Linked DNA regions of Mus musculus: region 2 is linked to region 1. The links are chromatin loops, found by intact Hi-C in ENCODE. Cell type or tissue: left cerebral cortex. All regions are shown on one strand. Links, peaks and the distances in the headings refer to the core of each region. The heading gives the core; the rest is flanking DNA.

Region 1 (5,385 bases), core at 187-5,186:
AATATGTCCACATACCCTATCCACCCTCACAGGACACACTTGCTGGGGACCAGTGTGTGCTAATGGGGCGACAGCGGACTTTCAGGGTCTCTCAGCCATCATGTGTCTGAGCAGTCTAAGGAAGTAGACCATTCTCTCTTTGGTGGTGCAGGCAGGGTCACAGGTTGAGAATGAGCCCCAAAGCTGATTTTAATGGGGGGCTTGGTGATTTGGGGGCAGCTGGGGAAGAGAAAGGACAGGAGACAGCTCTATGAGGCTAATTAAAAGTTATGAAAAGAGTGACACATGGCAGGAGTCTGTTGGAAAAAAAAATGGCGTTGGGTCCAAGTGGGAAGGCAGGCTGAGTTTTCATTGAAAACATGGCAATTGGTTGCCTAGAGACAAAACTTAATAGTCAAAAGCAGAATAGATGAAAATTTAAAGGACAGACTGGGCATGAGCATCAGATCAATTTTTAAAAAGAAGATCAATTTAAGGCTTACTTTTCAAAGTATGTGACCCTTTAGGACACAGGGTTCCTAAAGACCATGGTACTAATGAGGACTTTGCAGCATACATTTATTGTTCCCTAGTGTATGAGCCATTGCCACCTAGGGCTTCAGGCCCAGGGAGCAACCACTTTTGGGGAGGAACAGTTTGGTGCATGTTCGGTTTAGGGCCAACAGTAGTAAATGTGTGCCTTTTCTAGGAGACGTTGTAGAATTTTTCATTTTCCCCCCATACATTCTTCCCCGTGACTCTAGAAATTTCTACACCCACTGCTGTGTGGTTGGAGAAGCAGAGGAAAAGAAAGGCTTGGAAAATTGTCCAAGATTACAGTGCTACCTAATTTCAGAGTCACAGAATCTCAACAGTCTAACTTAATGGCTCGTGTCTTTAAATACCACCATATGCTACCTTCCCCATCATTCAAAGTGCAAACACTAGCTATTTCCAAGCTTAGAAGGAGATGTGCCTTCATCTGTCTTTATACAGGGATACACCTACATGGTATGAGTTGTAGGAAAATAAAAATACCACCTCTTGCTTATGTAAAACTGTTTAAATAGTCATGCACATGTATAGTCAACCACTCATTCATCTAACCAAGTTTCCTAATGACCATCCATCCTTCCAGCCAGCTATCCAGCCAGGCAGTCTCTGGATCTGGGATTTGCAGCAATACCCACTGTAGTCTAGGACACACCTTTTGGTGCCATCTGAGCACTCCAGAGAGGCAAGAGGATGGAGTTTGAACCCAACAGCTCTTACTAACATGCTGGCATGCCTTAAAGCCAGGAGGGAAATCTGAGCCCCCCTGGTTAGCCTATAAAAGTTATCCCCAAGCTTCCTAAAAAGGATGCTGAACATTCTTCAGGGAAAATTGTTTTTGATCTGGTGATCAGAAAAAGTTGGGCTTCTGCTGAAAAGATGATGGATTGGCTTTTGCTCTGCAGATATGGTGACTCATAGTACGATAGCAGTAGGATAACAATTTTTCTTTTAAGCTGGCAGCTAGACCACTGAGAACCAAATAAAATTTTTTTTTCTAACTCTATCCTGGACTCCCTTTTATATAAACATTCTTGTTTTCCATTTGTCTACTTTTAAAAAACTCTACTCTTGCCCTATGCTTTCTGGGTTGAAATTATGTTTGGAAAATGTTCCTGAAATCCTTGTAACCAGAAGGATTATAAATATCTGATTATAAAGTTAAACCATGGGATAGAGAGGTACCATGCTGGCTATGACCAAAGGTACATCCAATGGAAGGGCTTAAGAGGGTAACACATTAGTTTCTTCTATTGCTGACCTGAATGATTCAAATCCCTCACTATAGAGGAGGGAGGGGGAAGGGGAAATGATAGAGGCATCTTAGGTAGAAATAGCTATGCTAGAATGAAAAACTGTGACTTTCAGAGCTCTTCCCTCCAGATTTGCAGTTTACTAATTCCATGAGATGAATCAAACCACTCTTTCATTTCAATCTCCTCTTTGATTTTCTTTTCTTTCTTCTACTTCTTACACACATACACACACACACACACACACACACACACACACACACACACACACACACACACACGTCTTGCTATATATCCTGGCTGGCTGGGAACTCTCTATGTAGCCCAGCCTGGCCTTGATTTTAGGATCCCCTCCTGCCGCCACCTCTTGGCTGAGTTCTGGGATTACAGCTTTACACCACACTGGTCCACTTAGCCTTTTGTTTTCTTATAAACAGAGGCAATACTTCCTACCTATTTAACCTGTTGTTCTGATGGTGGGAAGAAGATGAAGCACGGCCACAAAGCTTTGAGAAATGTAATATGATCTTTAAATATGAGTAATGTCTCTTACATCTTATAAATAAGACACTAACGTTCTATTGCCTCAGTCTAGGAAACAGCTAAAGCATATTTCTCTGGCTCTCCGAACCAAACTATGCGATTAGGGGTGGGGAACAATGTCCTCTCTGTCTGTCTGTCTGTCTATTTGTCTGTCTGTGTCTCTCTCCTCCCCCCTCTGGAGGGTGGCCCAGAATAATAATGTGTCAGGCCTGGCTCTATACACAGTAGCATTTCTCTGTCTAACTGCGCTGTCTAACACTTCCTTTGGCCAGAAACTGGACCAGGAAGGTGCCTTACCTCGTCATCGCAGCTTATGGAGCATTTGCCATCCAGGGAGGCACACTGTTGTGGGAAGGAAGCAAGGGGAGTCATGTTACTGGGTCATTCATCCCAGCATGTGCTGCAGCTGCTGCTTAGCTAAGGAGGTCATGGCCTGTGATGCAAGTACCAGGTTTCATCCAAAGGGGACGCTTCAAGATGAGGCTTGGCCATGTTCTCTAGAGTCTACATGAACTCAGAATCTCATACTATAAAAGACACAATGTAGGGAGTTCTGGCTCCTTCCCATCCCTCTTAATTTATGTTGTCATTCAACGCTGATGGTATCTCTTAAAGATCTCAGATCTTCTGGTAACAAAAGATATAATTATGTCATTATTTAATTTAAAACTATTTCTCAATGACTTTAAAAGGAAACCCTTGTTTATGTTCTTAGATTATAGTTTCCTATGTATCATAATTTAAGAAATGATAAGCTCCTTATGCATCCACCCTTGAATGCATCTCTAGGTTGGTGCCATATTATGATGAGTGCACACTAAACATGCAAGTGCTGGTTTGCCTATTGTGTGCTGATCTCACTTTTGCTAGAAGTATACTTCTAATGTTTAGAACTAGGCAGGTGGAAGAAATAACTCCATGTCTACTGCTTCTGTTGAACACTAGATGGATGTCCCTGACAAGTCTTAGTTCATAGACCATAGCAATGGAGAGGCTTTCCCCTGGATTTCCCAAGTGCAATAGCCCCTTGATGTTCTTTGGCCAGAAAGGTAGATACATGTCTTGACCAAGCAGGTCATAGGATGGCCTTCTACAATTAAATAAGGAGAAGCATAAATAACTATCTGGACATCACAATATGATCATCAGTAAGTCACTGTGAAATAACAGAAGGCCCTGATATTAAGGGAAAAACTCCTTTTGTAAAGTCACTCTGTTGATCCCATAATTTAAGTAGTTCCTAGGAGCAAATCCCCTGCTTTGCCCAGCATGTGGTATCAAACATGCTGACAGCCTGTGTTTTACAGTGAAATGAAAGGTAATCCAAGGAGCTGGCAATTCATTTTACAAACATTCATCAGAAATCTGGCACTGTTTGCCCCAGCTACCCATATGGGGACACCTGTATAATAACAGTGGTGCTAATACCTCGAGATACCGGCTAGAGCTTACCTGTCTGCTGGCAGTCCAGAACTTCCTTTGGAAGAATTCAAGTTTCATCTGAATGCCTACAGCTGGGACAGATTACAAATAAAAGAAAGCATCAGAGAACCCTTTCAGATTTCAGGTTGTCATTGGAACTTATCCATCATGGCAAGATTGCTGACACAGGCATACCAGAAAAAAAATATATTAACACTGACCCATACACCCATGATTTTCCAGAGTTCCAGCTCTGAACTTTCTTCTTTTGGATAAGGAAATCTCAAGGGTCCTTGCACTTAGATCTCTATCACAAACTAAAGTCAGTGTAGATGTTCTTTGTAGTGGCATTACTTCAGTGTGCATCTCTAAATGTTATACATTTGTAGCACCAACACAAGCTGACATTTGTCATAAAACTATCTAGAAGCTAAATAAATATCTCTTCCATTCTTCTTTTTTTTTTTTTTTTGAGCTATTACTTTTAAAACTCAATATATCCTGCATGGTGTTTGTTTGTTTGTCTGTTTGTTTGGAGATACAACATCTGAAAGGCAGCAGCAGTTCTGAGTTTGCAAGAGTCACTTCACTCTGATGGGACTGGCTGCACTGGCCCCTAGTGTCCAGATCCCAAGCCTCTTCTCTCCCTGGGAGAAGAAGAGAACACACAGCTCTGTGTGTCTGTGGAAATCTTCCTAATCCAACAGTAAAGGCTGGCCGCATTGACAGATATTGATGGAAACTCTAGGAAGTGGCATTTGGTGGGACCTTCCAATTAAAGCACAAGCAGGCTCATCACATTTTCCCCCAGGGAAGTTACATCAACATATCGCAAAGCAAAATGGTCAAGAGCCCAAAAATCATCAGATGCTGTTCATACTTTACAGGAGTTCAGAGAACGATAGGGCTGGGCAGATGGGGGCAGAAGGAGATGTACCCTAGTAGAATTTTACACACTGGTCTGGTGTATAAGGCCTTTCCAGGACTGGCCTGTCTGCACATTGCCTGTATGCTATTTATCTTTCCTTCAACACTGATGGTAACTTCAAACTAAATAATAATAAAACCAAGAAGCTTAAAAAAAAATCCTGGATGATAGTATAGCTAGAATTACAGGGAAAGAGGAAAACTCTAAGTAAATTGCTGGTCATGGTTGGTCCCCAACAGAATGGAATCTCCTGGGGGACATGGAGAAGAGAAGCACTCATGAAGGACATCTTCCTCTCTCTGCCAAGTTCGTGTAGCTCAGACTTTCCAGAGGTGCAGGAGGAGAAGGAGTTTTCATAAAGGCAATTTTTTTCCTTTTATAAAGTGTTTCTGCTCTGGAGTCTTTAATGTGTTAGCTCTACAGACCTACAATGTACCCTTTCCATACTTGGTCAGACTATGAGATGAGTTGCTCATTTCTGCCTTGAAGCAAAGGTCATTGAAAACCTGAAGAAAACTGCTCATGGAGTCTGGGGAACATTTGTAGCATTTCAAATAAAACCTGTCTTTCAAAATGAATATCGGATCAAACCAGGGTGCATACTACAGTGCAGGTGGGATTCACTCGGGTGTGCAGGGAGCTGAGGGCTGTATCTTGCACTTCAGAAAGGCTTGGGAGGAGTACTATGGTTTTACCAAAGTCAGGCAG
Region 2 (5,385 bases), core at 159-5,158, 74 kb before region 1:
CTGCCTACCCAGTACAGCCCCATTTCTGATGAAGGGTGATCATGTGGCAAATTCACATTTGCATGACTGGCAAAGTAAAAAGATAACTTTTTGTCAATGTACCTGTTAGAGTTTCTATCACGCACAGTTTAAAATCATGAGATGCTGATGGCTGGGCTATGCTTATGTCTCCTATGTCGCACCATAGTTGGGTTCACAGTTTATCCATGATTTATAGCATGCCAAAAGAACATCCCATTAGTTAGTGTCACCTTGAGAAGAGACTCGAAACCAGGGGCAGCAGCAGCAAGGCCGCCTGGGCCTGAAGACTCGATGCACCCCCACACTCTCTTGCATTCTCCTGTGGGAAGAGCAGGGGCTGGTTAGAACATAAATGGCTTCCGGGAGGATCAGAAGGTTTGCAGTTTTCATACTGATGAGATCAGAGTCTTCTGACTCAGCGATGGAAGGACACGGATTTGTCTAAGTCCCACTATGCTAGAGAGCCAAATATCTAACTACAGTTGTTAATGCGCAAAATATTTAAATCACCCTTTGAATTATTTTTAATTTTTTAAATGTGTGTCAGGACTGTGACTGTGAGTCCAGAAGAGAGCATCTGATCAATTGGAGACATAGCAATTGTAACCCACCAGAAGGTGGTGCACAGGTGCTGGGAACCACACTGAGGGTCTTTGCAAGAGCAGTATATGCTCTTAATCATGGAGCCACATCCCCCCCCCCCCCGTGCCCCCCAGGTGCTCGTGGTTCTCAACCCTCCTATGCTGGAACTCTTTAATCAAGTTTGTCTTGTTGCAGTGACCCTCAACCATAAAATTATTGTCATTGCTACTTCATAACTGTAATATTGCTACTGTTATGAATTGTAATGGAAATATTTTTGGAGATAGAGGTTTGCCAAAGGGGTCGTGACCCATAGCCCTGGAAGTACTGATGTAGAACATTCAAGAGGCAAAGGGCTGTTGGTGTAGGAGTTTGCTGTGACCCTATAAAAGCACAGTAGTTCCCAGTTGGAGAGGAATTAGGTGATGGGAAGATCTGAGCAGCACAGTCAGGACAGTAGTTTCCATAGACATCTTTCTTTTTATCTGGGGGAGAGAGACCTGTTTTGGAAATAATCGGTTTATGTGTTACTTTCTCTTAAATGCATCTAGACATGTTGCTAGCTCCACTATTTTCCTATTCTCTTTGGCTGTTTTCTTTTTAATGGGTATTTGTTCTCTCAACCATTCTTTATATTTTGCCAAGGGCTTCTAGATGTATGTCTCTACCATTCCATGAGATTTGCCTATGTCTCAGGTGGTGGGAAAGGGACCCAAAGGAAGAACAATAAAAAAGCTTGAGACTGGTTTTGTCTATGAACTAGAGCAAGGTGTCTCTACCTATTGCTACTTTAATATCCTCGGGCTATTACTAATAAGTATCATTTGAACTTCTTTCAAGTTTCTACTGGCTTTATTATATTTTTCCTAGGTAGGTCAAACCATTTAAAACAGTTAAATGGGGATGTTTTCTCCCATAATTTCTAGCCTTAGACATCTAATTTTTAGACTATTCACGAGGCTGCTATTTTGGCACGTAAGGCTAATCTATATGTGATTTTCTTGACTGTTTCCTTATAAAATGACTTTCTGGTTACACTGACCTCTATCTCATTATTCTAAAGACAGAGAAAGTAACAATTTTATATGTTTATCTTATATTCAATTGCCAAAAAAAAATACATATCTTGTTAACTCTAGTAGCTTTTATTTTAGTTACCTAGTGGTCTAAGTATGCAGTTCCTGACAGCTATTCATTTTGAGTCAGGGTCTTACTCTGTTCCTAAGTTTGGCCTTGAACTTGTTCTTTTCCTGCCTCTGCCTCCCAGGTTCTGCAGTATAGGTGTAGCTACCACACCAAGCTCAACTCCTTACTTAAATTCAAATTGTTTATATTTGCATAGTGACATTTGGCTCGGCTCACTGAAATATTAAAAATTTTTTTTCACCATATATACAATATATACAACATGTTGCTATCAATTTCCCTTTTGAGTATAGAAATTTAAAATTCTTAACAAACTCTAATTTATTATAGATAAAATACTGACAGTACTTATTACAGATTGTTTACTGACTTTTAACATCTTATAAACCAGATAGCCTATAACACATTATAATTATGTGTTATTTGAACATGCACAGACATGAAGAAGGCTGAGGTGACATTTTTCAACAGTAGGCATTAAATCTCTCTATAGTTATGGAAGTAGGCAAGCTTTCTATTTTGTGTAGTGGTAGAAGTGGAGTTCATTTATAAATTTATTTTTCTTTGTTTTAAAATGGTGTCAATGCAGAACGTATGCACACTCACCTTCATTAGGAGTGGGCTTCTGCACTTATTATCATCATAGGTGTGACAAGGAAGGGGTTTGGATGCAGGTGTATCTAACCTGATGCCCACACACCTCCCAAGACACAAAGGAGTACAGGCCAACAGGTTTATAGACAACAATATATTGAAGTGTCAAAAGGCTGGACAGCCCTGGTCTTGCTTCTTATTCAGTTCCATTGGAGGTGACCATGTGATACTAAAAATGCCACTTTTTAAATGTGAATTTCTTGTAAACAAAAGACTATCTGAAATAAGCAGTGGGAATTCACTTTATCTTCCACTTAAGATAAATAAACTATGATAGAGCTTCCTTGTGCATGGTAAAATTGCAACACATCTAAAATAAGAAAGACAGAAAAAGATTTAAAAATATATATGAACACCAAAGGAAACAATTACTAAGCAGAGATGAAATAAGGCACAGATGGGCTGCGCATATCCAGAACCACTAGCTGCCGTGTAGCCCCTTTTTTTAGTTTCCTAAAAGGAATTCTTTTCTCTTGAGTCAAGGTTTTAGCTGCAGTTCTCAGTGACTATGAGGTTCTCATTGTGAATCTGATGGGAAAAGAAAATGGCAATGGTTCTCAGACTTGCCTCAGGATGGAAGCCGTGGCAGGATTCTGGACGTCGTCTGATCTTCTGAGCCTTTAACCGTTCACACTTAAGGGATTCATTATGTTGACTGTAGTTAAGGCGTGCTTCTGACAATGACTTCTCTCATTCTGAATTTCAGGGGTCAAAACTTGGCACTAAAGTATCTCAACCACTTCCCTCTGGATGCAGGTAAACAATGGAACCTTTCCCTCTGACATGTCTCCCTCCAGTGGACTTACAGTTGCTCCCCCTTTACCAGTGGCAGCCATAGTGGCTGGACCCACACACAAAAGGATATACCTGATTTCAATGGGTGCCATGGTTATAGGAGCCACGGACTCACAGAGACAGCTACTGTCCACCACCACCATGAACAGATTGCTACTCGGGATTTGCTGGATGACGAAGGACCTGTGGGAACAAGAGGTAACGAGATGGTGAGAGGCCACTTACCCTTGTCTTTAACCCCAGGCTACAGTTCATCCTTGTAGGGAACTCACAGCTCGGAAGCTCGGGACAGCTGGTCACATTGCATCCATAATTAGGAACACCAAACAGTGAATTCAGGCAATCCTAGCTCAGCTCATTTTCTCCACCCTCACATAGCTTAGGATCCTTTGCCTAGGGAGTGGATTTTTCCATTTCAAATAACAAACTGAAGATGAAGAAATACCCATAGGCCAATTAGATTCTCTTCCCAGATGATTCCAGATTGTGTTCACTTGACAATTAGCACAAGCCAGTACACCATCTCTCAAATGAAAAGATGGATGAGAGCATTTCCCTTCTGTGTGGGAAGAACTCTAATGATTTATGGAACTAGGTTCAGAGATAACCTTCCCAGGAAGTTCCCCGTTTCAGTGAGGTGCTTTAATGGAAAGTACTAAGCTGGAATAAGAAAACAACTGTATTCACTTGAAGTTAGTACGACTCATTTTGATGAGACTGGGATTTTGCCTCAGTTTTCAAAATTTACCTTTTTCATATCTAACTTCATTCCCTAGATTGAAGGACTCTCACAATGAAACTCAAGCAGGCCATTTCCTGCTTCTCTACAAAAGCCTTTTAGTTTGGTAGTAGAATGTCCAGAGCCAGAAGCATCTCACTGGGCTCTTGGTTTTCTTCTGGGAGGAGTTATTCCCTTCCTTGCTGTGTGCCAATGAGAATTGAGACAGCGCATCCCCTAAATCCATTCCTCACCACTTTGTTCTTTAGCTACCCAGAAAAGAGGAGAATGTTTCCAGTGAAACTGATGCTAGACATTGAAGAGGTTCTAGAATGCATGTTAACTTCAGAACTAAGATTGTATAACACCTCCAAACACTGGTACCTGTCAGTACAACGAGGCCAACTGTGGCTAGCTTGCTGGCATCACCATCTTTGCCCTGCCATGATCTGAAGAAGCTTTATAGATGTTAAAGTCTTGGTTGTCTAGAGCATTTGGAGTGTGCCAAGATTTGGGATGAGGTGGGGGGGGGAGCTAAAATTATCATAGTCTATCTTAGTCCTTTAATAGACGTTCTCCTTAACATTCTTTTAATTATTAGAGATATTCTCTGGGAATAAGCTCAGAAGAGGCCCAACTCCTACTGACACCAAAGCTAAGAATGCTAAGATCACATCAGAAACCTTGCTTTGTTAAATGTCTCCACTAAGGTATTTGGAAAATGTATTCCCTTATTATTTTGTTTAGATAGGTGACCTCAAAAGTTGATGTAACTTCCTCCATGGTGGAATATGTCATTCAGGGTGACTTGAATCTGTTTTCAGGCCATGGTCATTAATATTTGGCTTAGAATAAATTACCTCCTCATTTCTATTAAAGCAGGCATATTATATTATGTCAACAATTTTGGTGCCTTGAAATGGACCCCCAGAGAGTATCTACTTTTGCCAGTCACTTGCATTGTAGTCATGCACTAGCATGGACTGACTGTGATCCATATCTCAGCCCGAGATGACTCCTTAAACGGATATTGGAGAGTCTTTTCTGAGGCCAGCATCTTTGTTTTGACTGATAAGTCGTATTCTTAGTTTATTATGTTAGGGTGTCTACTGATAAAACATTTGTTGGAACTTCTGTTTATTATTGGTTGGCTTTTGTTTTTCCACATGGCTCCTCTATTATTTATATTTGTAGTTTCATCTGTCTTTTCTCAATCGTTAAGATTTCTTCCTTTTGGTTTAGAATTATAATGTGTACCAACTTCTAAAGATGCCAGGATGAGCAGTACTTGTTCCCTCTGGCCTGAAAAGATACATTTAAGAAAGTGACTGGATTTTGTGGCTATGCAAGGGACCTCGGGATACACAGTGGTGTCAAGTTTCCCATATCACTTTATTCCTGGGTCAGAAGAACAACTTACATTGGATCACCCAGGAGGACACATATAGGAGGTGTTGAGCTCTGTCAGC

The links. Hi-C counts contacts between places; a loop is a spot of excess contacts. Peaks named below come from ENCODE experiments on the same cell type or tissue, not always from the same donor. Only the 100,000 strongest peaks of a DNase experiment are listed, where the experiment ranks them.
Region 2: a loop joins it to region 1, with 2.6 times the contacts of the local background. A loop is called at or near these places in 2 of 42 quality-filtered maps.

What each region holds. Positions count from the first base shown.
Region 1 is chr14:28,978,533-28,983,917 of GRCm38, forward strand. Cacna2d3 (calcium channel, voltage-dependent, alpha2/delta subunit 3) reads right to left here. Exons shown (of 38, transcript NM_009785.1): 28 at 3,780-3,841; 29 at 2,625-2,669. Among named protein-coding and RNA genes, the nearest start is that of Lrtm1, 37 kb to the right of the region's middle. In left cerebral cortex, for the core only: a CTCF peak has its summit at 2,151 (motif pointing left); a DNase peak (open chromatin) is centred at 879; H3K27ac peaks cover 320 bases.
Region 2 is chr14:28,905,018-28,910,402 of GRCm38, forward strand. It overlaps Cacna2d3 (calcium channel, voltage-dependent, alpha2/delta subunit 3), which reads right to left. Exons shown (of 38, transcript NM_009785.1): 36 at 3,269-3,381; 37 at 2,971-3,053; 38 at 1-340. The coding sequence ends at 248. Among named protein-coding and RNA genes, the nearest start is that of Gm35217, 110 kb to the left of the region's middle. In left cerebral cortex, for the core only: no CTCF peak of the experiment used is centred there; DNase peaks (open chromatin) are centred at 2,856 and 3,497.